Regions from separate parts of the Homo sapiens genome. Here regions 2, 3, 4, 5, 6 and 7 are each linked to region 1. The links are chromatin contacts, found by Hi-C or POLR2A ChIA-PET in ENCODE. All regions are on one chromosome and are shown on one strand. Each heading gives the region's core, a stretch centred on a gene start or an enhancer-like site at or near the end of the contact. The rest is flanking DNA. Distances are from core to core; before and after follow the strand shown. Region 1 holds the start of AEN (apoptosis enhancing nuclease). Region 2 overlaps ADAMTSL3 (ADAMTS like 3). Region 3 holds the start of CHD2 (chromodomain helicase DNA binding protein 2). Region 4 holds the start of CHASERR (CHD2 adjacent suppressive regulatory RNA). Region 5 has its middle 51 kb from the start of CHASERR. Region 6 holds the start of ZNF592 (zinc finger protein 592). Region 7 holds the start of PDE8A (phosphodiesterase 8A).

Region 1 (3,786 bases), core at 512-3,011:
TAATAACTAATTTGGGAAAGGGGGCTGGCGGATAGTCCCCTCCTTTCTCTGTGAGGGGCTGAGGCTAGGAGTAGGGTGGGTGGCTTTCCTGATCCTACTGGCAAGGTTTTAAAGAAGCCAGAAATTAAGTTATCTGAGAAAAGGTCTCTGTAGCCTCCTATTTCAAGAGAGGAAAGTAGTCCTTTTCCAAACACCCTGACCTTGCTTAAGAGAAGAGAGAAAGAGACCTCCCCCTCATATTGTTCTGTATTATTTTATACTCAGTACCTGTTTTAAGAAGAAACAAGGAAGCAAAACCAAAGGCAGGCAGCCCGGCGCCACGCACCAGACCCAAAACCAGACCCAAAACCAGGCCTGGGCCTGCCTGACCTTAGCCTGATAGTTAAAATTAAACCCATGACCTAGCAACCGATGTTATCCATAGATTTCAGACATTGTATAGAAGGACACTGTGAAATCTCTTGTTCTGTTCTGTTCTGTTTCACTCTGACTACCGGTGCATGCAGTCCCTGTCACATACCCCCTAGATTGCTCAATCAATCATGGCCCTTTCTTGTAAAATCTTTAGTGTTGTGAGTCCTTAAAAGGGACAGAAACTGTGCACTCAACAAGCTCGGATTTTGAGATGCTAGTCTGCCGATGCTTCCAGCTGATTAAAAGCCAATTCCTTCACTACCTCTGTGGGGTTTTGTCCGCGGCTCCTCCTGCTACATGCTGACACGTCAAAACCAACAGTCATCAAGGACACACCTCTTTGGGGACCCAAATGTAGCTCAGTGAAGCTGGAGAGAAGTTCCGCTCAGATAAAACAACCCTTTCAACAAGGACAAACACAAGCCTTTCTCTAGCCTGGACCCAGCGCTCTGGGGGTCAGACACCCGGCCTTCAGGCAGGGAGGGGGTCTGGCCTAAAGAAAGGGTCCCAGCTGCAGAGTCAATGGAGCAAAGGCCCCAAAGGAACCAAGAAGTCAGAATCCTCGGTGGCATGAGAGCCACCAACCTGCTGGCTGATCAAGAGGGCAGAGGGCAGTTCTAGACCCTCCTCTGGCACTAAGTAGCTAGATGATCTGGGGCAAGTCACGTCTCTTCACCATCAACCGAGGGCTGTGAATTAGATAAGGGCTTCCCAAATGTAGTTAATTACCATATGACATCTGATGAAAGGCTGATTTTCAGGCCCACTCCCACACCGTCCTAATTGCTATTTTGGGGAAAGGGGCCTGAGAATCTAGATTTTTAAAAAGAGCGCGGACGACCCCTACCCTCAAGCCACAATTCTGATAATCGCCCAAACCTGAAAAAACCTGGCTCGATAAGGTCCCCTGTGCTGCTAAAAAGTCCACGGAACAACGACAACAACTAAAGTCTGCTATCCTGGCACGACCTCCCCGCCGGCTGGCGTTCTCCCAGGCGTGACGCGTGGGAGGCCTGATCTCACCGGGAAGGACTCGGGCGTTGGTCACTTGCTGGCCGCGGCAGCTGGGCCGAGTCCCAACGACCAGCGCCGCCCCCTCTGGCCCTGGACCCCCGAGCAGAGCGAGGGCTGGAGACAGGCGGCGCCCGGCCTGCTTTTCTGCGGGCCGGTAGGGCAGGGTCAGCCCAGTTCAGGCGTCCCCGCCGCAGGCCGGGGCGGAAACAACGCGCGGGGACCTGCGACCCGGGACACGCGGCCTCAGCCCGCCCGACCCCGCCGCCCCGGTGCAGGGTCCTGGATCTCACCTGAAGCCCCGCGTGTCTCTTCCGGTCTGCACGTGGCGTCCGGAAAGCCGGCAGCTCCCACATGCCCGGGCAAGCCCGGCTCCGACTGCCCGCCTATTGGCTCGCTGGACGGCAGCGCCCGCCCAAGACCTCTTCTGATTGGTCGAGCCTGCCTGGCAGCGGGGAGGCGGGCGAGAGCAGAAGGGGAGGGACTCCTGAAGAGGGCGTAACTCGTGCTGCGAGCCGGCCATACTGGCGGGAAATTTTAAAGAGAAGGGAAGGGAGACTGACCTCCTGTCGTCCCTGCCCGGTCCCATCAGTGTTCCCCGGCTCCAATCCACTCCTCTACCTGGGTCGGGATGTGGGCTCCTGTAAGCCTGGTACCACCAAAGGCCGAATGACTTACTGAGTACACCCACATCTGCAGATTGGGAACATCGGCCCTTACCTCCTCGGGTGTTCTGGGATTCAAGGAAATAATATACACAGTAGGCACTAAAGAGAGACTTTGAAAGTCAGGTTTCCTCCGTCAGCGCTGCTTTTTCATTTATTCTTTTGCAACACTTGACTCCTAAGTATTAAGTTCCTACGTGGGCTTGGCAGTGGGATGCACACAATAAACACATAAGCATCCTGAGTTGTTTATCTAACAGCAGGGAAACAGCAAGGTTAACAGAAAATTCAGTGCAACATGAGGCCGGGGCGCGGTGGCTCACGACTGTAATCCCAGCACTTTGGGAGGCCGAGGCAGGTGATCACCTGAAGTCAGGAGTTTGAGACCAGCCTGACCAACATGAAACCCCATCTCTCCAAAAATACAAAAATTAGCCGGGCGTTGACGGGAGCCTGTAATCCCAGCTACTCGGGAGGCTGAGGCAGGAGAATCGCTTGAGCCCAGAAGGCGGAGGTTGCAGTGAGCCGAGATCGCGCCATTGCACTCCATCCAGCCTGGGCACCAAGAGCAAAACTCCGTCTCAAAAAAAAAGAAAGAAAGAAAGAAAGAAAATTCAGTGTAACATGAGTAATAACAAGAACAATAATAAACAGTTCACACGTATTATGTGAGCACGAATGATGTGCCAGGCAAAATACTCAGTTAATTTGTACAATGACCTTACTATTATTTCAGTTTTACAGTTAAGGAAATTGACACTTAAATTAAGGAGAAACACCTAGAATCCAAAGATCCTTACCTAAGCAGTCTGACTTCTCTTAGTTCACATTTTGCAAGCAGAAGTGATTTGGAAACGTACCTGTGATGAGAAATAAGCTAGGAGCTCTTTCTGATGGGAGTACAAATTTGAGGGAAGCAGGACAAGGGATGAGGTCACAAGAGAGATCAATCCTTTTACCCAGGCCCCTGAAGGCTTTGGGGAGGCAGAGGGATTTAAGCCATAGATAGTTTACCAGTGAATCTGCATTTGAAAAAACTTGTTCTGGCTGCAGCATAGAGAGGAATGGATGAGGACTGGAGAAAGGAGTGGGGGAGTGTTTGTGGAAATTTGGAAGATCATGATGTCCAGAGTGGTGTGGAGGATAAAGAGCTCCCCACCTAAGTAGCATTTGAAATGACAGATTCAAATGCTACTTAGGAGGCAGCGTTGATCAGAGAGCAGAGGGGAAGGGGTTATAGGACAGCGGTCTTCAGGCATGGGGACTGTGGGAGGTAAATCTGGGGCAAGGAGAGTTTTTTTTGTTTTGTTTGTTTTTGTTTTTGAGATGGAGTCTCACTCTGTCACCCAGGCTGGAATGCAGTGGCACAATCTCGGCTCACTGCAACATGTGCCTCCCGGGTTCAAGTAATTTTCCTGCCTCAGCCTCAGGAACAGCTGGGATTACAGGCACGTGCCACCATGCCCAGCTAATTTTTGTATTTTTAGTAGAGATGGGGTTTCACCATGTTGGTCAGGCTGGTCTCGAACTCCCGACCTCGTGATCCACCCACCTTGGCCTCTCAAAGTGCTGGGATTACAGGCGTGAGCCACCACACCCAACCAAGGAGAGTTTTAAGAGAGTCAATATCCAGATCCTCTGCTTCCATGGTGCTGGGCCTCAGAATATGCCTGGGGTCTTTGGGGTTCAGCTTCCC
Region 2 (3,786 bases), core at 526-3,025, 4.7 Mb after region 1:
ATTACTTAGACTATAATTGATAATATCTAAATTCCAGAAGTTTTGAATGTGAGTGAAGTCACCGAAAGTAGATACATGGGTCATATTTGGATGACAATTGGACTACATAGCTAAATAATCAGAAGGTTTCTGTTTCATGATTAAAACAATTCAGCTTAAATTTGTAAGTTTATTGATGTGACTTCAGGATGATCATCTTTTGAGCAAGTGTATAGCTAGATAAATCAATTATAGTCACAAGGAACTGGAGATGGAGCTGTTTTTATTTAAGAAATGGGCAACAATTTCTTATTCACAGACAATGAACTCAATAAAGAATTGTTTTTTATATCAAGAAATAGGTAACAAGCTGGTACAGAAACACATCACTATTGCCTCTTGCTTTCCTCCTTTCTTCCCTAGCAGTGTTGAATCCTGTTAGAGAAGAAGGCTCTCCTCAGACTAGCAGGACCATTATGTAACCCAGCATGCTTCTACAAGCTGCTGGCTCTCTCCTGGAAAAAGCAAACTCCATAAATAGCAGGCACTCAGCAGTTATAGGATAGATCAGGGGGAGTAACCCCATAAAAGCAAATAAACATCCAACACCCCACCTTGGAGAGCCCAGGCTAATACATCAAATACATTTGCCTTTGGGTAAATAAAGATCCACTGGCTGTTCAACCCAATCTCAGTGGTAAGTTTCACCCTGGGGTAATATTTTACTGCTATTGCCCTTGGAGTCAGTAAATATTTGTATGGAAAATATTATGCAACACACTGTTCCTGTTATTCCTACACCACTAGTTTCTAGAACCTAAAACATTTTTGTAAACTTACCTTTATTTTGGCATCAAATCTTTGTCTCTGCTGGTTTTTTTCCAATATAACTCTCAACCTTTGAAAAGTTTATTAAATTTGCAACTTTGAAATGAGGAATAGTATTTCCTTTCACATAAAAACAGACTCTTAATTTTGCAAAGTGGCCAAGACATGTTGTCTGCTCTATTATTCCTAGCTTGGAAGCTCTGTGGGCAAGAGATTGCTGAGGAAGAGAATGTGTAAGAACTCTTGCTGAGGCACAGTGATGAGAGAAAGGGGATACAGTACACAGGCTGATGCATGAATAAACCAGTAAGCTTTCTTCAGTAAATTTAAGAAACAATTTCTAGATTTGTTGCTAAATCTTGTTCTGGTTTGGTGGGCAATGGAAGAGCACTGACTAAACTCAACCCTGCCTTGACCTCCTGGGCAGGTCAAACCAAGGCTGTCATCCTTAGAACTAAAACCCCAAGCACGTCACACTACTCAGGTATGGACATAAGGATTGTTACAAAAGGACTAGACATAATTTGAAGACATGAGTGAAAAATGCAACCTGAAAGCACTACTCAAAAATGAAAGACTGGAGCTTAGGGGACCTCGGTGATCATAAAGTCCAACACCTTTCTTCATTATTCATATTAAGAAACAGGGTCCAGAGAGCTAAGGAACTCACCTGAAATTCCTTGAGAGACGTGGAACTGAGGCTTTATCCCATGTCCCTGATCCATTTCCAATTTTCTTTTGACTTTTGAGAGTTCCTTGCTATCAAGTGTCTCAGGTAAGGATCCTATCTCACATTCTGTTGAACTTCATTTTACCAGTGAGAAGTGAGCCAATGATTACTTTTATGGGAGAGAATTAACTAATGTCATAGTAGCGAAGGTCTCTAAGAGGCAGAGGGCATAGTGTGTGCAAAGGTCCAAATGGCATGAATGAGCAGGAGTGTGGGTCATGGTGCATAATTTACTGTGGCTGCTGAGCAAGTTCCTTAGGGTGAGTCTGAGTGTGTGTGTGTGTGTGTGTCTGTCTCTGTCTCTCTGTCTCTCTCTGTCTCTCTGTGTGTGTGTGTGTCTGTCTCTGTCTCTCTGTCTCTCTCTGTCTCTCTCTGTGTGTGTGTGTGTGTGTGGTAGAGGTGACAGGAGATGTGGTTTAAGAGTTGGATCCAGGGTCACAAAGGCATTTATATGCTGTTATAGGTTGAATTGCCTTCCCACAAAAGATGTGGAAGTTATAACCCCCAGTACTTGTGACTGTGACCTTATTCGGAAATAAGTTCTTTGCAGATGATCAAGAGGAGGTCATTAGAGTAGGCCCTACTCCAATATAAGTGATGTCCTTATGAAAAGGAGAAGTGTGGACACAAAGACACAGAGAAGGAAAACAATATGAAATCACAGGGACAATGCCATTCACAAGCCAAAGAATGCCAGAGGTTACCTGCCAGGAGAAAGCCATGGAACCAAGGCTCTCTCACAGCTCTAAGAAAGAATCAACGCCGCGGACACCTTAATTTTGGACTTCTGGTCTCCAGATCTGGGAGATGATAAATTTCTGTTCTTTAAGCCACTCTGTTTCTGGTGCTTTGTTATGGCAGCCCCGGCAAAAGAAACACATGCCAAAGTAGAGAATGTGGGTTTTAATCCATAGATAAAGGAGTGTTGTTGAAGGTTTCATGCAGAGGCACACACAGTCATTTTGCAACTTAGAAAGATAAAGATCTTTCATAGTCGTGTGTGCACATGGATCAGAGCAGGAAACAGGAGAGTCAAGAGTTCATTTAGAAACTTGTGAAACAGTTCAGGTAAAACATATCTGAATTAAGGCAGTGGCAGTTACACATGATTAGGACAAATTCATCAAGTACTGAAAAGTAAATGGTCAAGAATCTCAAGTTCATATTATCAGAGAACAAAAACCATAAAAGGCCACTTTATGTGATTCCACTCAAAAAAGAAACTCAGGTTTCATGATAAAGTGGGGGAAAATGTTTGATTTAGTCTTGAAAATTTAAATTAAAAATTATAAAATCAAGTTATCTTATCTTGAACATAATTGTGGTTGTAATGCCAACTTTATGCACTAATTCTTAGAATGGCAGAGAATGAATTGTAAATTGTTTCATATTTTGGCTTTCTTTTCTGAAAAAATTATATGATGACACATTATGGCTACCTTCACTTCCAGAGCAAGAGTGGAACAGTTATTTTCACAAAAATAAAACTGAGAGTTTCATCAGTGTTCTTAGGGCCTCTCTTTTCATCCTGTGATATGCAAATCATTCTCATTTGAAGTGCCTTTCATGTTGTTATCATTTTCGTTTTCTCTGTTTTAGTTGTTACTTGGCTAGAAACAGGACAGAACTCTGGTGAAGACTAGCTTCATGTCAATCTGCAGTAAGATTTAAATCTAGAAATAAAATATACCCCAACATATTGGGTTGTATTTTCTTCTTTTTACTCTTCTTTGTTAATGGCTAGCAATATATCATAGCTAGCTGGGTGTGGTCACTCATGCCTATAATCCTAGGGGCTTGGAAGGTTGAGATGAGAGGATGTCTTGAGCCCAGGAGGTCAAGGCTGTAGTGAGCCATGACTGCACCACTGCACTCCAGCTTAGATGACAGAGAAAAACCTAATCTCTAAAAACATTTAAAAATTTTTAAAAATTAGTGATGCACATGGCTCATTCCTGTAATCCCAGCAACTTGGGAGGCTGAGGCAGGAGGATCACTTGACCCCAGAAGTTCAAGGCTGCAGTGAACTGTGATCATACCGTTGCACTCCAGCCTGAGCAACAGAGAGAGACCCTATCTCAAAAAAAAGAAAAAAAAAAAATCACACAGCCAAATTGTAGTCACAATTTTAAGTCTGTGTAAATTCGAAACCATTTTTTTTTAGTCATCTTTCTAGAAAGAGAGTACTGGCTAGAGTAGACAAAGGGGATGGCTAGTGGAGGGACTGGAAATCAGGAGACCAGCTCTAC
Region 3 (3,786 bases), core at 1,287-3,786, 4.3 Mb before region 1:
CACAAACCTTGCATAAGAGAGCCAAAACCCATGTGAGACCTATGCAAATGATACACTCAAGGGAGCAACAATTTTAGTGCTGAATCTTTAATAATTTGCCAAATATATCTGGAGGTTCTCATTTCTTCAAATTGTCATTACTTTCCAGAAAAAAACAGCTTAGGATGAGTAAAAAACTTTTCTGTCCTCAATTTAATCTAGTAATTTACATGGGCAATTCAATTAAGACAGCACTACAAACTGGGTGACAACTCAATGCAAAAAAATTTGGTAACTTATTTTCTAAAGCAAGGCTCAATATGCTTTCAGTCAAATAAAATAAATAGAATTCAGCATATTAGTAACACATCATGTTCAAAACTTTCAAATTCACTAGCCTAATAGAAAAGTGTATTATTTATAAAAATTAGAAAAGTAAAAATTGGGAAGGAAAACCACATAATGAATCACATCCTTGTTAAACTGCATGATTTAAAATTTATAATATGAAAATGCATAAAGAACACATCAAAAAATGCATTCATATGTACTTTTAAAAATTAATATACAGAGGTCATACAACAAAAACATCTTAGAGGCTTTATTACTTCATCACTAACAAGGTACTCCAAGGAATGTGAAACAGATCATGATTTGCACAAACAGTACATTTTTAAGCTTCAGAAGATAAAGCATTCCAGACGACTCTGTCGAAATACATCAATAAATTTAAAGCAGCTACATCTAAATTGTGAGGATAAAATACATCTACCAACAGGAAATCAATGTCTTAAGCATACAAATGCAAACCTTAAAATAATTTAAATGTAAAATATACAACTGCAAATATTAATCACAGTAACAAACACAAAATAGAAGTATATATTAAGAGTATTCCAGGATTTCTGTTATTACAGATTTGATTTCATAAATGCAGGAACTCTAACCATCAAGTAAAGGTTTTGATAAATCACATCAAAATTTCCTAAAATGTCAAGTGTATCAAAAGAAATATAAAGTCACATAAAAATATAAACTGAGAGGCATCAGTCAAAGGGTCCTTTAAGTGATTTTGTTTTTAAATGTACATTTTTTCATTCATATAACTTTCTGATATGTCTATTTACTATAATTTACTACTACAAGGCTTCTCTATGGCCCTCAGTTACAAGTTTAGATATCCTGGATTCTTCAAAGAAAAAATTTGCCTTGTATGTAAAATGGTGCAATGCAGCAATGGCTAAACCGACAAGGTCATTTTTCTGCAGTACAAAAACCTAAAAACTGAAATTTACTGACAGAAAAACTGTACATTACAGTAAAGGCCCCTTTGAATAAAGGTACCTTACCTTTTGACTGCTGTAAGAGGCCTTAAGTCACAACTCAACTTTCATAAATTGCTACCAAAAAATTAGGGTGTGGCATATTAGCAATCTCAAGGTCATGCTTTAAAAAACGAATCCAAATTAGAAAAACACAATAAAACAGACAGCAATCCATGTCTGTCAAGGTAAACAATTGTAAGCTGAGGTTTCTCCCCCAAAAAAAAAGACAAAAAGGAAGAAAGTTGATAGCTCATACCTCGATGCATTGCTGTGTAGCGAACTGTCCTCCTCTTGGCTTTTGTCCTTATTTCTCATCATCTTTTAATTCTTAAATATTAAGGGGGAGGGGGAATCTGTGTTTGCTTTGAAGTCCTGTGCCCAGGTATTTACTGTCAAAAGTTGAAAGAAAGGTAAGGTCCCGGCTTCTATCGATGCTTTTTATTATCAGGAACAAAGTCCTGACGATGTTAACGATATTGTTATAACACAACAACGGTAAGCACCAAAAAACTAAATATTTCTATTTTTTCCTTAAAAGAAAAAACAACAGGATAAACCGAACAGTGGAAGCATCACTATCAATAAGGAAACTTTCTCAAAGTAGCACACTAGATACAAATAACAATCTCTGTATCTTATTGCGTCATCCAAGAATTTCTCGTATTTACAGAAAACAAGGCAAACTTAAACAAATAAATCTTTAAAATTATCACCAATGATCGTGAACTTACCTGATCCATGTAGTATGTCCAAACCAAGAGTCCTATCTACTAGTAGAAAAATATCAGATCCCAAATAATTAAAAATAAAGGCAAAATCCTCCGTTAAAAAACGAAAAATAAATAAAATAACCCTCAAATATGTTAACTGGTCAAAAAAATAAAGCAATAATTAATACTAAAACAGGTCCGAAAGAAAAAAAACCTCATTAGGAGAGCGCACAAAAATGGAGGTGCGCCATGGCTTCTAAGCTGGAAAAAACAACGACCTGGGCTCTCAGTACGGCTGCTTCTTTCCAACAAGGCACGAAAAGAAAGCTCCTAAAAGCTGCTTTTCTCCCAAAAAAAGGTTCGAATCGACCCCAGTAAGTCCCTAGGAAAGGCAGGGGGCTACGGGGGCCCCCTGAGGCTGCCCGAAAGTTAGGGAAAGTTGCGTAAAGTGAGGCAAAGGCAGGGAGCAGAGCGCGCTCTCTCTAAGGCACAGCCGCCATCTAGAGCCTCCTTCCCAGCTCTGAGAGCTCTGCCTTTGATTGACACTCTCTACATTTACCCCACAACTCAGGTGATGTACCATAGACCCACCCCTTCATCTCCACCAAAAAAAAAAAAAGGAGAGAGAGAGAGAGAGACAGATCCTCCATCCCAGGGAGCCTAAGGACCCCCACCCCCACACCTCCCTGCCCCTCCAGACCACCCCAACAGGGGGAGGGGGGAGGGCTTCTTAACCCCCTCTGGCTCAAGCACCCTTTTTAAGCCAGAGAGAAATGTAATTTGTTCCTTTTGTCTAAAGATCTGCTAAATATTTCAGTCCTTGAGCTAAAATAACTTCCTCCCTGGACAGGAAGTGGTGTTTTATCAAGCCATTTTGAAAAAGGGATAATTCTTAGAGAATCTAAAGCTCAGCTAAGTACTAATCTTTTTAAAAATTAATCCCCCAATGGGTGAAATGATTGCTAAATAAAAGTAAAACCTTAATTTCATAATATAAATTCAAGTTTTTCCTTCTTTATGATGCCTAAAAATAATCTAAAGACAAAATTTAAGGGGGAATTTTCCATCTCCACTGGAAGAAAGGGGTAACTTTTACAACTCAAGAGCGCCTCCCTAGTGTTCAAGTTGCACTGGAGCAAAAGTTAATGCAACCAATTTTTATTCAAGAATATCCATTTTTCTTTGTTCTTTCACAAAATTCTTTAACCCATTATATAACCTTGAAAATATTACACTCCTCCCCCCAAAGAAACTTCTCATAATCACAATATATTTACTTCCCATACTGATTCAGGCAAAAATTCAAGAGTATGGTCCAAACACGATCACCTTTAAATCAGTAACCCAAGAAACTCCACGTCCAAATCCAACAGAAAACACATATCCCAACACTTCCCTTATATTTCAAATCAAGTAAGTATACACCCATTTCAACAATGTTATTAACAATAGGACATACGTGATTGCAAATTATCAAAGTAATGTCACAAAGCAAATTCTCCTAAATATCAAAACCATGAGATCCACAGAAACAAATTACTAATTCCAGAAACAATATCCTACCAAGCACTCCATTCAGACAAGCATATTCACACACCCAAAAAAATCCAATCAACTTTCCTTATTCAACATAATCTGCCAGAACCATGTCTCTCCCTCACTGAAGAAATCCACTTTAGATTTACACCAAACAAAATCAACAATGTCCAATCTAGGTAAAATCCATAATCCAAACTGTTTCAATTCCATACTCTACACACAAAGATAAATTT
Region 4 (3,786 bases), core at 1,287-3,786, 4.3 Mb before region 1:
ACATAACCTGTATACATTTATGGTTGCAGTTATTTCTTATCTTAGTATCTATCAGTCTTTGTTTTCCTCATCTTTTGGCTGTATTGACCAATGCTAAAGATTAACGCATTGAATTAAACAGAAATACAGAAAATTCAAATTTTTGGACTGATTTAAGATTATGAACCTTTTTTTTTTTACTTTCCCTCTTTTTATGACAGGCAATAAACAAAGAAAAAGTTTACCATTCTTCAAGACAAATCATCTTAACATCTCCCTTACCATCCGGAAGTATGTTTTACAATCATGAGCAATTAAAAATTAGCTCCTCCAAGAGAAATTAGTGAAGTTAAAATGGCCACTGGTTACTTTAAATTTTAAACCACAAGTTACTTGATCTCACCAAGTGGGATACTAGCTTTGTCTCTAAAGCTACTCTAAAACTTACAGTATCTAGACCTTTACACTCAATTTCAAATCAGGGTCTTCAACATTTTCATTTCAGTCTTTCTCCTCCCCCATTTATCATGTAAAAAGATCTTTCAGGTTAAACTGCTAACAATTATTTTGCATTTCACAATTCAAAGAGGATTCTAAAGAACTAGATTCAGAATATTCATTTAAAACCACTTTCAGTGTTCAAAAATTTCAGAAACATTGATTTGAAAAACCAAAATTGGTACTTAAGACAGATTCTGTAAAATCAAGATATGCGCAACTGATGTAACATGTACCACTATAGGAAGGCTACTCAAAAAATAAAACAATTTTACTGGAAAAATGCCCTTAGAAATATGGTCGAATAAACCAGTATCTGATTTCAGATGTACTATGTAAGTCTGCCCAACACTATTTTTACGTAGTTCTGCACCTTTACAACACAAGAGCTCCGCAGAATGAAGACAAATATATTCTAAAATACACAAAGGTTTGTGCGCTTCTGGTTTGTTCTTCAAACCACTACACTTAAAAATTACCCTTCCAACATTTTTCTAAGATTAGAGACTATACAGAGAACTCTACTAAATTTTATGAAACCTGTACTTTTAAAATACTGTTCCGTTTTAAGCATATCTAGATTTTTATACATGCAACAAATGCAACAAATATGGCTCCTCTTCATCGCCCATTACCGAGAGCAGTCCTACTTTATTCATATTTACATTACGAGAAAGTAACTTCAGGAAGAGATTTGGTGTCAGAATGTTCTTTTGTGAAAGTTTTTCGATCATGGCTTGTGATAATATAAATTCTTAAAAATAATTAAATTATGAACTTTTAAAGACTAGGAATTGACCCAAGTACGTTCTAACATTCAGGTGTGAGAAGTTGCAGATAACGGCTCCTTGAGACCTTTTTAAAAAGTACCAAACAGTGTATTTAATCATATTTAAATATCAGGAGATCAAATGATCTTGGCGTCATTACTCGGTAAAATAAACTACATTAACCAAACGTCATCAGCTAGCTAGCACCGTAATTATCAAATCTATTTCCATTAAACAGCCTTGACGACACAGTAAACTTGTCTTCGTAATTCTGAAATACCAGAAGCACTCCTCCAACTTGCATTTTTCAAAGACAACCTTAACGTCATAAAGGTTTAATAAGCAGCAAGTACCTTCGCATGTATCACTGCAGCCGTTTCAAAATCGGCTTTGAAAGAGTTAAAAGCCAACACCCAATAGGAGGGAAAAAAACAAGTTTTATTTTTGTTGAAACGTAGTCAGGGTTCCATTGTTCTTTTAAATTCGATCATGAAGATGAGTTCCCACCTCACCGGAAAGAGGTTAAAAAGCTCCTCCGTTGGAGAACCTGAAAGGGATTTTTTTACCCTAAATATCAAAATAACTCACCAGGACAGAAAGGGGCTCTCCACGCCCGATCCCCTTCGGGCTCTCGCCGGCATTCACCCGCCGCCCCTTTCCCGGCGGATCCAGTCCCGGCGACGAGGCTGCCCCCCGCCCACCTGCCGCCCGCGGGCTCTGCAGCGGGGCCCCGCGTGCCCCCTACCCCAGGACCCTACGACTCGGGCCCAGGGCACCGAGGCGCATCCCGCCGGCGAGAGCCGGCCCCCGACCACGGAGGGGCAGTGCGAGAAGAGCCGAGCGGCGAGGCCCGGCCCGCCGCCCCCTCCTGCTCGCGCGCTCAAGGACATTTTGCTTTTCCTCCCAAGGACAAAGGACAATAAAAGGAGCTAGGGAGCCACTCACCGGGTCCGAGCGCGGCCACCGGCACCTCCTGGTCGCCCAAACCCGAGTCCCGGGCCGGACCGCCCGCCCGAGCCTCCCGCCCGCGCCGGGTCCAGCCGCCGGGGCCCGGGGGAGCCTCCGAGGCGGCAACCGCAGCGGCGCTTTCGGCGTCGTGGGCCCGGCCGCCCTGGGCGCCTCTGCCGCGGGCTGTGACGCCGACGCGCGCGGCCCGCCTCGCCTCAGCCGCGGCAGCCCCACTCCCGCGGGCCTGCTGGCCGTCCGGGCGTAGCTCCCCGCCGGCCGGCGGGCCTCGCGGCCGCGGCGGAACGCCTGACAGCTCGGGGTGCTGCTGCCTCTCCGGCCATCTTGTGCCGTGTGTGTGGTGTCTCTCTCCCGTCTCCTCTCTAGGCTTTACTCCCTCCTCCTCCTCCCCCCGCCCCACACACCACACAACATGGCCTCTTCGCTGCGGCGGCAGCGGCTGCGGCGGCGGCAGGAGCTCCGCCGCGCTCCAGCCCGCTCCCCTCCCCCACCATCCCCGCCTCCCGCCCGCAGGCCCGGGGGCCAACGCGCACGCGCGCCGCCGCCCGCCCGCCGCGGCCATTGGCTCCACGAGCTTCCTGCATCCCCTATCCGGGAGCGGCCTCACGCACGTTAGCTGGCGTCTTCCTCCCTCCCAACAACAACTTCTTCCATTCTATTGGTTAATTTCAACACCACCCCTTCCGCCTCCTTCGTGCGGATAGGCTGGCCTTAGTGCCATTCACTGTCCGTAGGCGTTTCTGGTTTTCTTGAGAAGCCCCGGGCCACGATTGGCTGGTGATGGAACCTTTGGGGTTGGAGCTGAGCTGTTGCTTTTTTCCCCGCAGTGCGGACCCCTCCAGGCTAGCTGGAGGGTTCCTGGTATGGTCTAGGCCAGGCTAGAATGGTTAGTGCAGGGTCGCACAAATAGTGGATTCGCGTCTAGAAAAAGCTCTGGCTTCGGTGTTTCTAGGTTCAGATTTTGTCTTTAAAAAAAGGGAAAGAAAAAAATGACTGACAGGATGATGAGCAAACAAGATACAGGCCCACAGCCCTTGGGCAAGCAGCCATATCCTCAAAATATTTGTTCTAAGCACCCAGGCCTTCCATGAAGGTCACACAGTCAGGACCAATGGTTTTACCATCAGCACATTCCCTAGCCCCAGTATCCGAGTTGAGATGCGATTTATTTGTGGATTTGTAGACTGCCTGTTGCGCATTTACCTGAGAGCCTAAAAGAATGTCTAGTGTCTTGTGAGCTGTCGTCATGGAAATCAAAAAAAACAATTAAAAAGAATGTCCAGTGTCCTGAGGCCTTAGCGAATCAATCTCAATACCGGTTGACTGGATTCCACCCTGTAGGACAATGTTTGTTAGAGTAGCAGTTTGAACCTGAAAAATCATAGTCTACCTTTTCAACCTCCTTCCAGAGAACCAGGCAAAACAAGTTTCATTTGCTTTCGGCAAATCTCACTTTTTTTTCGTTACTTCTTCCTACTTTAACGTGGAAACAACTCTAAGAAGACCATAGGAAAAAAATGAAAACCTAAACTTTCCTGAAATGGATGGGGAAAAAAAAAAGAGGTAGCTCTCT
Region 5 (3,786 bases), core at 656-3,155, 4.2 Mb before region 1:
GCAGATGGCCCTCCATACTGTGGGTGGGCCTCATCACATCAGTTGAAGGCCTGAATAGAACAAGAGACTCCCTCTCGCTCTCCCGGCTCCAGACAAGAAGAAATTCTGGGAATTCTGTCAGCTGACATCTTTTGGATTGAACCACAACACTGGCTCTTTTCTAGGTCTCTAGCCTACCAGCCCACACTGCAGATTTTGAACTTAGCCTCCATAAGCATGGATCGATTCCTTAAACAAAATCTCTCTCTCAGTCAGGCTCATGCCTGTAATCCCAGCACTTTGGGAGGCTGAATCGGGCAGATGGCTTGAGCTCAGGAGTTCGAGACCAGGCTGGGCAACATGGCAAAACACCATCTCTACAAAAAATTAAAAATTACCTGGGCATGGTGGCATGCACCTGTAGTCTCAGCTTCTCGTGAGACTGAGGCAGGAGGATTGCTTGAGCTAGGAGAGGTTGAGGCTGCAGGAAGCCAAGATTACGCCAGTGCACTCCAGCCTGAGTGACAGAGCAAGGACCTGTCTCAAAAAAAAAGAGAGAGAGAGAAATCTTTGTCTATAAATATGCACATCCTACTGGTTCTGTTTCTCTGGAGAGCACTATTACAGCCTGCTTTGCTAGTATCAACAAAACCACGGGCTTCTTGTCCAGAAGTTTTTGCCCCTGCTTCATAACTGCAAATGGAATTTTCATGGAAAATATTTCCTGTGTTGCTATTTTTTTTTTTTTTTTTTTTTTGTCATCCAGGCTGGAGTTCAGTGGTGCAACCTCAGCTTACTGCAACCTCCCCTCTGGGTTCAAGCGATTCTCATGCCTCAGCCTCCTGAGTAGCTGGGACTCCAGGTATGCGCCACCACGCCTGGCTGATTTTTGTATTTTTCATAGAGAGGTGTTTCACCACATTGGCCAGGCTGGTCTTGAACTGACCTCAGGTGATCTGCCTGCTTCGGCCTCCCAAAGTGCTGGGATTACAGGCATGAGCCACAGTGCCCAGCCACATTACTTCTTAATAATAGATAATGTGCCCTAATATACAGTATTTACATAAAGCCTTGCAGCAAGGTGGCAGTTTTCAGCCATTTTTTGAGGAGGATGTGAACAGGAGCCGTTACACGGCTCATCAGTCATCTGTTGCAAAGAAGCTGTGCTCAGCAGCGCAGAAGGATATCTTTCATTACTGGAAACCGTGAATCAGCTCGAGTGAAACAGGGCTCTGTCAGCTTATAACACTTAATTATGTTTTTAACTCCATAAATTAGTTCAAGTAAAGCCGTTTGAAAATAGCCAATTTCCAGTTTGAACTTACAGAAAATTAATGGCAAGAATGCAAACTTCTAATGTGTTAAGAAATTATTTGAATTTCTTAACTGTGTCTCCCACTAAAAGTTTGTGCTTTAAATTTTGTGTCAGTTCTGCATCAGAATTATTCAGTTTCCTCTTATGCAACAAACCCTAGAAAATTCTAAAGTTTCAGAATAAGAGCATTTCCTAAAGAAGAGAAAATATATTGGGGGTGGTGGGGGGGAATGGGATCAGTACGTGGCTCAAGTTTTTCACCCTTGAGGAGTTAAGAAAAACACTTCAACATAAGGACAAAAGCTCCCTTGTTTAAGCACTTCCCCAGCTGCACTTCAACTAAATATATCCTGGGCAGAGTGTTTTCATTTCTCCACCCCTCTCCTGAGCCAATCACATGGTGACAAACAGCTCGGAGGCCCCTTGGGACTAGCACTGCAGAGGTACAGGCTTGGTTACAGGGCTTCGCGTTCCTTTCCAGCACAGGCCTGCTCTGGGCCGCCCTGCCTCCCCCAGAGGCTGCAGGGAGCCCCAAGCAGGCGCATTGCGGGCTCTGCTCAGAGAGACGCCTCCACGGGTTAATTCAGCGGCCTCTGTCTGGAATTCATGCACCACCTGGGCTGACAGCATGAATGACTCATTGTTTCCCCTCTGAACAGGCTGAGGAGTGCTTCTTGGTGTCAATAACTGAGGCAAAGTAAAATTGTTTTTTCCCTTTCAACATGACCAATTTTCTAAGACTGAATATAGAACTGGAAATCTGCAGGGTGTGTTTCTTCTGCGGCAACGGTAGCCAAGGTTACTGCTTTGAGTTGGTCTGCAGGGACAGAGGATTAAAATTTACTGTCTATAAACAGAAGAAGGCCTAAAGCCAGAGCTCCTTTATTTACAGCTTGTGTCATGGTTTTATAAAATGAAGGAAACTTAATTGAAACCTCTAGTTTGTGTAAACCTGGGATCTGACTGTACACAATACCTGATTTTATTTCTAATACCCGTGATTTGTATAAATGAAGATTTTGATGATAATTTTCCCATAGCTAAGTATAAGACATGTATGCTTTGAAGTCCATATATGAATCTTCCATACCAGCATTTCCAAAGCAGTGTATTAATAATTATGCCCCACCTTCAATTTTCCTATATGGCACCCTTCTCATTTTCAGTTACTTTTAGTTTCCTTGGGAAACTGGACTGGTTGATATTCCTGGACTATGGGATCTTTTTGCCTTGCTTACGCATATCTCAGTCCAAAAGCTTGACAGCCAGAACTATACAGATATTTTACTACCTTTCTGCAAGTGTGCGTGTATAACACTCTTGTTTCTTTGAACTCTTGTTTCTTTGGCCTCTTATACTTTCCTAAACTTTAGGTGTTTTTTTAAAAAAATTCAAAAAGAGGCCGGGCGCGGTGGCTCATGCCTGTAATCTCAGCACTTTGGGAGGCCGAGGGGGTCAGGTCACGAGGTCAAGAGATGGAGACCATCCTGGCCACTATGGTGAAACCCCATCTCTACTAAAAATACAAAAATTAGCTGGGCATGGTGGTGTATGCCTGTAGTCCCAGCTACCCGGAGGCTGAGGCAGGAGAATTGCTTGAACCAGAGTTGGAGACTGCAGTGAGCCAAGATCACACCACTGCACTCCAGCCTGGCGACAGAGCAAGACTCTATCTCAGAAAAAAAAAAAAAAAAAAATTCAAAAAGAAAGATGTAGAAAAAAAAGAAATAAATGCAGAAAGGAAAGGGAAAAAGGTCTTGTGTAGATTCAGGACCTTGGTTCTAATTCAAATCTGGGAGGTTAGCATGCAACAGAGTACTTTCTTCATCCAATTAAGTAGCAGCCCTGAATAGATTCCAAGTCATTCTGACTTTGAATAGGGATGAGGACAGCTGATACTGAAGAAGAGAGAATGTTGAGGCCCATGTATAGCCTTAAAAGAGAGAGAGAATGAACTTGGGATGTGGAGATTAAATAGGGCGTTTAATAAAATGGCAGTAGATGCTTTTATTTTAATTGGTATCAATCAGCTCAAGTAACCTTTAAATTTCTGCAATAACAGGAGACTGAGTTGGCTTTGGCAGGGCTCTCTATCCCAGGAATGGAAACTCACGCAGGTTCTGAATCAGAAAGAATCAAAATAACAAAAAAAAATTTCCGTCTTTCAAATCTATGCTATAATTTAGCAAACTGAGTATCTTTCCTTGCTTGCCAGTATCTTTAAAATAAAGTCAGGTATCAAAATATTTGTATTCCCTTTTTCGAAGCTAATAAAAACCTGCAAAGATTAAGTATTTCTCCATTTTTGTAGAGAACACAATTATTACAGCGTGCTTACAAAATGACAATTCTCAAAGCTTCAATTTCTCACATCTAACAGCTAGTAAATGTGTAGTAAATGTGTAGTTCTCTGAATGAGACCCTTTTACATCATATGCAATAAATCTATTTGTCAAAGAGTCTCCTTAGCTACTGAAGATTTCATGGTCCTT
Region 6 (3,786 bases), core at 577-3,076, 3.9 Mb after region 1:
CACAAGGGCAATCATTTTTGCTTTCTTTGTTCACTGCATCTAGAACAATGCCTAACACGTATTTGTTGACAAATATTTGTTGTTGAATAAATTTCCACGACTATTTATTTATTTTGAGATGGAGTCTCACTCTGTAGCCCAAGCTAGAGTGCAACGGCACGATCTCAGGTCACTGCAACCTCCGCCTCCCGGGTTCAAGCAATTATCGTGCCTCAGCCTCCCAAGTAGCTGGGATTACAGGCATGCACCACCACACCCGGCTAATTTTGTATTTTTTTAGTGGAGACGGGGTTTCACCATGTTGGTCAGGCTGGTCTCGAACTCCTGATCTCAGGCGATCCACCCGCCTCGGCCTCCCAAAGTGCTGGGATTACAGGCGCGAGCCACCGCGCCCGGCCACGACTATTAATTATTAGACTTTCCCAATGGCTAAGAACTAAAACATGGTATCTTTCTGGCTTACCAATGTACTCCCAACACCTAGCTCAGTGCCTGGCACAGAGTAAGTGCTCAGTAAAAATTTATTTAATGAATCAAAGCCACAACTAGTTGAAAAATTGGAAAATGATCAAAATGGACGCACTAGCACCACACTTCTGCCCCTTTCACTGTGTAACGTAACAGTGAGGTTGAGGAAACAGACTACTAAAATACCACCAAGCATCCACCAGGCCAGGAATCTGTCTGTCCACATCCTCCGCACTCTGCCACACTGTGCACCACACTGCACCCGCGACAGAAGCACCCTACAGGCCCTCCATGAGCACAGGCCTGAACTCAAGTGGGCAAACCATAAGCCAAATACCGTCTTACTCCCCAAGTCCCATTCTTCTACTGCCAGTCCTATTCTAGACTAGTCCTGGATGCCAAACATGCTTCCCTGGGTGGGCCTGTGGACTTATTCCAATCCAGGACCTTTAATGCCACCTTTGGCCTACTCAAAAAATGGTTTAAAATCCCTAAACAGCTTCAATAATCCTGCAGTACTCAGGAGCAGGCATACCTAAGGTCATACGGACCCCTCCCCCTCACAAACGCTGATCCAAGGCCAGGAGGCCATCTGTCCAGCAGACGCTCTCCTGTCCTCCCTCAGGTCACACTGAGCCTCCCGCCAACCCCCTCGTTGGCAGGAAGAGCCCTTGCAGAGAGACAATTTTCACCCTGATCAACAGGCCTGGTCACCCCTGAGGACCCCAACTCTGGAGCTCTAGGAATACCTGTCTGCTCCGGGAGAAACCTTCCTCAGGGTCAGAACTTGGGCTCAGGGGAGGGGAGTACTGAGGAGCGCCAAAGAGGGTCGTTCCCCGAAGTGTCTGCCCTGTGACGGCGACAGCTCTTCGGGCGGCGGGGACGGTCGGGCTGACAGGCCGTCCCAGAGGGAGAAAGTGGCACCGTTATCCGTGCCCGGGCTGGGGGCCGCCGGCTATCGCCGAGGGCGGCCGCACGTCCCGCCCAGCGCGGAGGACAGCAGCGTGCCCGGCCTGCCAAGGAGCGGCGGTCGCAGCGGCGGTCGCAGCGGCGGAAGGGGCCGGCGCCCGACGGCCGGGGGCGGGGTGGGGTGGCGGCCCGGGCCCGCCAGGCGGCGGTCGGGGGAAGTGGCTGCCGCCTCTGGCGGCGGCCAGGGTCCGCCAGGCTGCAGGGCCGGGCCCCGGCTCGGGCTCGGACTCGGTCCCGGCTGCGATCCTCCCGGGCCCAGGCTGGGGCTGCCCCGGCCCGCAGGCCCCGCTCGGCCCGGCCCGCGGGGGGCGCTTACCTGGCGGCGGCGGCGGCGACTGCAGGCCAGAGTCTCGGCCGCGCGCGTCCCCAGCGCCGGCTGCGGGAGCCACAACATGGCGACGGCGATGGCGGGCGGGGCTGCGGCTCCGGGGGCGGAGCGGGGGCGGGAGCCGGCCTGGCGGCGGGACCTGGCTGGGGCTGCCGCGGCGGGGGATTGGGGGGGGGGGGGGGCAGGCGGAAGGCGACTCGGACCTGGGCACCGGCCCAGGACGGTGCGGTGGAGGGGCTGCCCCGGCCTGGGCCCGGCCTCCCGCCTCCCGCCTCCCGCCCGAGGCGGGCTGCGCGGCGCAGGCCCGGCGACGGCGACGACGGCGGCGGCGGGTAGGGCGGGGCGGGACGCGACGGGACGGGGCGGGGCGGGGACGGCGCCGCTCAGGGCTGGACCCCCGACCCCGGCCGGCCCCCGCCCGGCTCCAGTCCCCGCCACCCGTGCTAGGCACCCTGTGCGGTCGGGCAGGCAGCCGCTGCCAGCGACCTGGGCCTCTTGTCCTCTGACGCGCCTCGGGGCAGGGGCAGGGGCCGAGGCCGCCCACTAGAGGAACAGGATCTGCCTACGCAGCTGTCTCGCCCGGCAAAGAGCGCCCAGGACCCGGGACTGCGTCCTCTTCACTGAGACCTGGCGCATAGGGGGCCTAGTCGAGGCTGTTAAGTGAAAGCAAGCAGGGGTGGCGTGGGCCTGGCGCTCAGGTGCGCCCTAAATGTTTGGTCATAGCTGGCTACAAGGACATTCGCGCAGGCTTGGAGGTGCGGGGCAGCCTGACGTGTTGCCTCTGGGGTAACCGAGGGACGCGCGGCAAACAGAGATGGAGGACTGGCAACGGGTGCCTCGAAGAGGTAGACTGGGAGATCTCTCAGGGTTACTGGGGAAACGATGACTGTGCAGGGTGAGAACTCAGTGAGTCTGGCAGAAGGCTGGGAGGGTGACCGGCAGGACCTTCCAAGAACCCGGCGTACCTGGAAACTGGGTCCGCAGCATTAGGGCGGCAGCAAGGTCAGGGTGTGGGAACACGGAGATGAGGCCCTGGTGACTAGGAGTGAGCACACACTGCTAACCATGGAGAAATTCCTTCTCCAGGAAGGAGATGCAAATGTGCAAGATGGCTGGAACTAACATGCAGCCGGAGCCTGCTGTGCACCAGGCACAGAACTGAGTTGAAGAGCTTGTCTAAAGAGTATGTTAGCCAATGAAGCAATGGAGTTAATAAAGGGTGATGATTTCAAATGTTTGGCAGTGAGAGAGAGAAAAGTAGGCCTGGAGCTCAAGAAGTACCAAGAGTAAAGGAGAAAGTTGGGTCCTACTGTGGAAGCTGAGGCAAAAGCATCCCTTAAGCCGAGAAGTTTGAGTTCAGCCTGGGCAACATAGCGAGACCCTCCCTCTCTGCAAAAGAGTAAAGGGAAAAGTTGATTGTTTTTTGTTTTTTTTTTTTGTCTTTGGAGACGGAGTTTCGGTCTCGCAGCCCAGGCTGTAGTGCAATTGCGTGGTCTCGGCTCACTGCAACCTCTACCTCCAGAGTTCCAGTGATAATCCAGCCTCAGCCTTCAAAGTAGCTGGAATTACAGGCGCACGCCACCATGCCTGGCTTTTTTTTTTTTTTTTTTTTTTTTTTTTTTTGAGAGAGAGTTTCGCTCTTGTTGCCCAGGCTGCAGTGCAATGGCACAATCTCGGCTCACTGCAACCTCTGCCTCCTGGGTTCAACCGATTCTCCTGCCTCAGCCTCCCGAGTAGCTGGGATTACAGGCATGCGCCACCATGCCTGACTAATTTTGTATTTTTAGTGGAAATGGGGTTTCAACATGTTGGTCAGGCTGGTCTCAAACTCCTGAACTCAGGTCATCCACCCGCCTCGGCCTCCGAAAGTGCTGGGATTACATGCATGAGCCACCGCACCCGGCCCTAATTTTTGTATTTTTAGTAGAGATGGGGGTTCGCCATGTTGGCCAGGCTGGTCTCGAACTCCTGACCTAAGGTGATCCACCTGCCTTAGCCTCCCAAAGTGTTGGAATTACAGG
Region 7 (3,786 bases), core at 1,287-3,786, 3.6 Mb after region 1:
AGCATAGTTAATATCTTAAAATTTAAAAAGATTCATTTTCAAAGAAAAAATATTAGACTAGAAAAAATGCTGACATTTACCTCTGCTCTACTATCTGACATGCCTAAATGCAAATAACTGTAAATGAGATATCAACATGTACAGTTCATGAATAACAAGTATGGGGCTATTATTTCTGTGGTTGTGGTGTTATAATTTATAATTTGACTCCTGCTCTGGAAATACTATTATTTTGAAGTCTACATAGGAGGCTTTATGAAATCAAATTCCAATGACTGAAAAAGTTTCATCAATCAGTTAACAATTTTTTAAGAAATCAGTAAACATTTATTTAGTACCTACTATGTGTATGCCACTGGGTTAGGCACTTTAAGGATGAAAGTATTTTCTGAGCCCCCAACACAAGACAATGGTCTGCCAATACAGAAGAATGGTTGAAGTAAGTACTTAAAAACTCAGGGACCTAACGGCACTGCGATAGCACAAGAGCAAGCTGCTGCTGCACTGGGGAGGCTTACAAGACACCTAGGTGAATTTTAGGACACCCAATCCACCACAAAAAAAGCCTGTAAGACACAAAGGCCCCTCACTATAAAAGGGCTACTTTGGTAATCTGAAATTATCACATTAGTCTGCAAAATGTTAGATTTGGACTGAAAACTTGAAAGCTGTTAAAGTTTCCATATGCACCTGTGTAACACTTTTTTAAAGCCAAGTAGGCTTAACACACAGCTTAACACTGATATTAAGAGCACCTTGAGTTAGTAAGCCTAAACCATCAGAGGTTTCTTTAAAGAATCTATAGGAGAAGGAATTCAATTTCTGATAATCAGAACAAAGTTGAATTTTCACTTAGGGTATGGGAATGGTGGGGAAATCAACTGTTATGCAACACTGAAAAAGACTTTCCCCTTTCGTACAGAAAAAGTATCATGACGACTGCTAGAAATGTAAGACAGAAAGTACATCAAACTATATCCCTCAAACTTCGGAGGTTCAGCAGTTCTCAGCAAGCAAGGAAAAATCAAACAAATTTTGCAAATTACTCTTTCAAAAACTGGTCGTGATGAGAGGGATGACAGCCAACAATCTGCAGCCATGCACGAATTTTGTTGTTGTTGTCTTTTACTGGTTTAACAAAACATAAACCAACGCATGAGTTCCAGCTTTAAATTCTGAAATGAGAGAACTGGAAAGCTGCTGCTGTGTGCCTTAATGATCACGTTTTTCTTTTTCCTTTTTAACTTTCCTTTAGAAAACCTCAACAAAGACTAAGCCCAGAAACTTTGACAAAACATAAGCCAAGGCAACATGCGCTGGAGAAGACACGCAATGTAAAAAAACAAAAAACCCCAGTCACAAAATGTCCCAGTAAGTCGGCTTAATAAAAGATTAACTTTGTTCTGCTGAATGCTTCAAAAATCGCGTTTCACAGTATTTTCTAATTACATATGCTTTAAATACAGTATGTATGCTAATAAACGTGGACCTCAAATACATGTGCAATGAAGCAAAGCTGATGTTCCAGATTACATTCTAGCAGTCCCGAAGAAAATGGTAACCTGCAACTGCATGTGCAAAGCTGACAGAGGGAAAAGAGTGGTGAGGCCAGTCGCCCTTCCCTTTCTACCACAGGAAAAGAACAAAGTTCACACTGATTTAACATTGCAGGGGCGCGCCAGAATATCCTGGGGGTTTCCCTCAAACACCCGCTCTTGGAGAGGAAATTGATGCAAGCGCCTCAGTCAACTTCACATCGGGCCCCGCCGCTCCGGGAGTCGGATGTGTCCAAAAAACCGACGCCGCGACACAGGCGGCGTCCTAATCGCAACCCTAGGAAATCAGGGTCGCGGGACCTGGGTCGGTCCTTCTCTGAACGCTGCCCCGGCAAGGCGGGAGACTGGCGTCAATCAGAACCATCCAAAGCGGGACAAGAGGGCACCGAGGCCGGGTGGGGGGGACCCCGCCCGGCCCCTGCGGGAAAGTTGCTTACTGGCCGGGCCCGAGTTTCGCGGCGGCCCCAGAGTGCCCGGCGCCCCTTACCTTCTTGCCGCTGCCGTCGCGAAGCTCCGACTCCAAGAGGCCGGCGCCGCGGGTCCGGGGCAAGGCGGCCGTCTTCTGGCCCTGCGGGAGGCGCGGCCCGCCGGACGACAGCGGCGGTGCCGCGGGGCTAGGCGCGTCCTCGGCCACCAGGCGCTCGGAAATGTGGATGCTCGGGGCACAGCCCATGCTGGCGGCGGCGCCGCGGACACGCTGGCGGGTAGCCGCGATCCGGTCAGCAAACGGCCCACCCGGCGCCTCCGGGCCGCCGCGGGCGCCGTGTCATCGCCGCCTGGGCGGGCGGCGGCGAGCGCGGATCTCGCGTCAGGAAACGCGGCCGCCCCTTTTATCGCGGTGCGGGCGCTGCGGCGGCGGCGGCTGCGGTGGGAAGGGGGCGCTTAGGCGGGTGGCGTGCCGAGGCCGCCCCTCCGAACATGCCCTTCCTGAGGCAGGAGCCGACGGCCGCCTCTCACATCGCCGGGCTCGCCTCGGCCGCGCTTCCGGGGAAATAGGGGGAGGAGATTTGCGCTCTCCTTACCCAGGAGCGGCTGAGTCCACGCCGCGCGAGCCACGCTGCCCTCGCCGAGCTGCGGCACGACCCCCGGGGGAGGCGAGCTCCCGGCCGCGCCCGGCCCCGCTCCCGCCGCCGCCGCCGCCGCCTCCCCGGCTCCAGACTCCGCCTAGATGTGGACACCCACGCCGCTCCGCCCGCTGGGCCGCCGCCTCGCGGAAAAGCCCCCCCAGGCCGAGTGCCGGTGGGGTACAAGGCTAGCCTTAGACGCTCCCGCTGGCCGGGGTTTAGGCGCGGGGTCCGAGGGAAACCCCTCGGAGCGGCCGGGCCACGTCCGCCAGGGTAGGGAGGGGAGCAGCTCGGCTCCAGCGGGGCCTGGGGCCGCACCGTCGAGAAGCGCAGAAACGGCTGCGCGCACCCAGGAGTTGCTGGCGGTACGGCTCCGGCTCCGGCTCCGTGATCCGGGCCGGGTTTTGCCGGCAGCGTGCCGCGCCGAGCCCCCAGCGGTGACCTCCAGCGGGTGCTGGCGTCAATGCAAAGCAGCTGGGGCGCCCGCCACCTCCTCCGGACGCCGCCCGCAACTGAGCATGCGCGGCGACGACAGGCGGGGCGCCCGACTGGGCTACCCAGAGAAGGAAAGAGACTTGCCCAGGGACACACAGCCACCTCCGTCCCGAGGCCACCAGAAGCCCGACCGCCAAATTCGAATTCCGGCTCCGTAACTTAGCGGCTACTTGACCTCGGTGGGGTCACCAAGTGTGAGCCCTGGAGCTGTTACCCAGAAAAGAGGCCGGTGGAAAGACCTCCTTTGGGGGTAGTGAAAGTCAAACTGGGGCGCCGCGCGCCGGGTCCCGGGTGGGTGGGGCCTGGGCGTCCGCGAGAAGCCGCAGCCCACGTGCGCTCCCTCGCAGGCCAAAACCTGGCGCGCCACGCCTCGGATTACACAGGCGCCGGGGCGGCCGCAAAGCTACAGCACCGGGCAGGCTGCAGGCGCCCGTCCTCCTCTCATTTTAACCAAAGTGCTAGTCGGGCGTCCGAGACCCCAAAGGCAGAGCCAGGGGAAGGGGCGTACGCATTGCAGGCCTGGGGCCCATGAGGACCCCGGACACGCACACAGCCACTAGCTTGCTGTGTGAACTGGGCCAGTCACTTAACTTCTTGGTGGCTGGGGCTCCTCCCCCACCAGCTGGAGGGCGGTGTCTCTGGGCGTCCATCACGTATCCTGTAGCGGGCTG

What was found. A loop is a pair of places that touch in the nucleus more often than their neighbours do. ChIA-PET counts read pairs that join two places held with the same protein, here RNA polymerase II (POLR2A). Pooled maps may share reads with other maps.
Region 2: a pooled map shows a loop between it and region 1 (7-fold over the local background). The contact joins the enhancer-like site here to the promoter of AEN in region 1. A Hi-C loop is called at or near these places in 3 of 37 single-sample maps with no recorded cell type and 3 of 50 pooled maps.
Region 3: a pooled map shows a loop between it and region 1 (4-fold over the local background). The contact joins the promoter of CHD2 here to the promoter of AEN in region 1. A Hi-C loop is called at or near these places in 1 of 168 maps with a recorded cell type or tissue (naive thymus-derived CD4-positive, alpha-beta T cell), 5 of 37 single-sample maps with no recorded cell type and 12 of 50 pooled maps. POLR2A ChIA-PET finds 5 or more read pairs at or near these places in 1 of 52 experiments (Panc1).
Region 4: a pooled map shows a loop between it and region 1 (8-fold over the local background). The contact joins the promoter of CHASERR here to the promoter of AEN in region 1. A Hi-C loop is called at or near these places in 1 of 168 maps with a recorded cell type or tissue (CD4-positive, alpha-beta T cell), 1 of 37 single-sample maps with no recorded cell type and 8 of 50 pooled maps. POLR2A ChIA-PET finds 5 or more read pairs at or near these places in 2 of 52 experiments (CD4-positive, alpha-beta T cell and activated CD4-positive, alpha-beta T cell).
Region 5: a pooled map shows a loop between it and region 1 (5-fold over the local background). The contact joins the enhancer-like site here to the promoter of AEN in region 1. A Hi-C loop is called at or near these places in 3 of 37 single-sample maps with no recorded cell type and 6 of 50 pooled maps. POLR2A ChIA-PET finds 5 or more read pairs at or near these places in 3 of 52 experiments (CD4-positive, alpha-beta T cell, activated T-cell and naive thymus-derived CD8-positive, alpha-beta T cell).
Region 6: a pooled map shows a loop between it and region 1 (5-fold over the local background). The contact joins the promoter of ZNF592 here to the promoter of AEN in region 1. A Hi-C loop is called at or near these places in 2 of 37 single-sample maps with no recorded cell type and 10 of 50 pooled maps. POLR2A ChIA-PET finds 5 or more read pairs at or near these places in 2 of 52 experiments (CD4-positive, alpha-beta T cell and activated naive CD4-positive, alpha-beta T cell).
Region 7: a map of CD8-positive, alpha-beta T cell shows a loop between it and region 1 (16-fold over the local background). The contact joins the promoter of PDE8A here to the promoter of AEN in region 1. A Hi-C loop is called at or near these places in 2 of 168 maps with a recorded cell type or tissue (CD8-positive, alpha-beta T cell and naive thymus-derived CD4-positive, alpha-beta T cell), 1 of 37 single-sample maps with no recorded cell type and 10 of 50 pooled maps.

What each region holds. Positions count from the first base shown.
Region 1 is chr15:88,619,315-88,623,100 of GRCh38, reverse strand. AEN (apoptosis enhancing nuclease) reads right to left here and starts at 1,761. Exons shown (of 4, transcript NM_022767.4): 1 at 1,719-1,761. RefSeq lists enhancers at 1-230, 1,717-1,876, 1,206-1,879, 1,880-2,553 and a silencer at 1,507-1,696.
Region 2 is chr15:83,927,825-83,931,610 of GRCh38, reverse strand. The region is part of intron 17 of ADAMTSL3 (ADAMTS like 3); the gene reads right to left. Among named protein-coding and RNA genes, the nearest start is that of ADAMTSL3, 280 kb to the right of the region's middle. RefSeq lists enhancers at 3,053-3,252, 3,273-3,442. Within about 2 kb of position 1,775, at least 2 of the 41 ENCODE cell types and tissues checked have a DNase peak (open chromatin) inside an H3K27ac peak, as active enhancers do.
Region 3 is chr15:92,899,074-92,902,859 of GRCh38, reverse strand. It overlaps CHD2 (chromodomain helicase DNA binding protein 2), which reads right to left and starts at 2,536. Exons shown (of 39, transcript NM_001271.4): 1 at 2,036-2,536; 2 at 1,561-1,693. The coding sequence starts at 1,622. RefSeq lists enhancers at 2,198-2,407, 2,448-2,517.
Region 4 is chr15:92,881,593-92,885,378 of GRCh38, reverse strand. It overlaps CHASERR (CHD2 adjacent suppressive regulatory RNA), which reads right to left and starts at 2,536. Exons shown (of 6, transcript NR_037601.1): 1 at 2,193-2,536; 2 at 1,601-1,794. RefSeq lists silencers at 1,810-2,059, 2,680-2,809 and enhancers at 2,053-2,694, 3,120-3,209.
Region 5 is chr15:92,829,935-92,833,720 of GRCh38, reverse strand. No RefSeq gene overlaps it. Among named protein-coding and RNA genes, the nearest start is that of CHASERR, 51 kb to the left of the region's middle. RefSeq lists enhancers at 587-646, 1,403-1,602, 1,983-2,032. Within about 2 kb of position 1,905, at least 41 of the 41 ENCODE cell types and tissues checked have a DNase peak (open chromatin) inside an H3K27ac peak, as active enhancers do; they include CD4-positive, alpha-beta T cell, where a contact is called at or near this core.
Region 6 is chr15:84,746,632-84,750,417 of GRCh38, reverse strand. It overlaps ZNF592 (zinc finger protein 592), which reads right to left and starts at 1,826. Exons shown (of 11, transcript NM_014630.3): 1 at 1,754-1,826. RefSeq lists enhancers at 855-934, 1,463-2,302, 2,375-2,674 and silencers at 1,335-1,824, 1,885-2,304.
Region 7 is chr15:84,980,606-84,984,391 of GRCh38, reverse strand. PDE8A (phosphodiesterase 8A) reads right to left here and starts at 2,536. Exons shown (of 22, transcript NM_002605.3): 1 at 2,044-2,536. The coding sequence starts at 2,229. RefSeq lists an enhancer at 2,355-2,887 and silencers at 2,615-3,104, 3,425-3,474.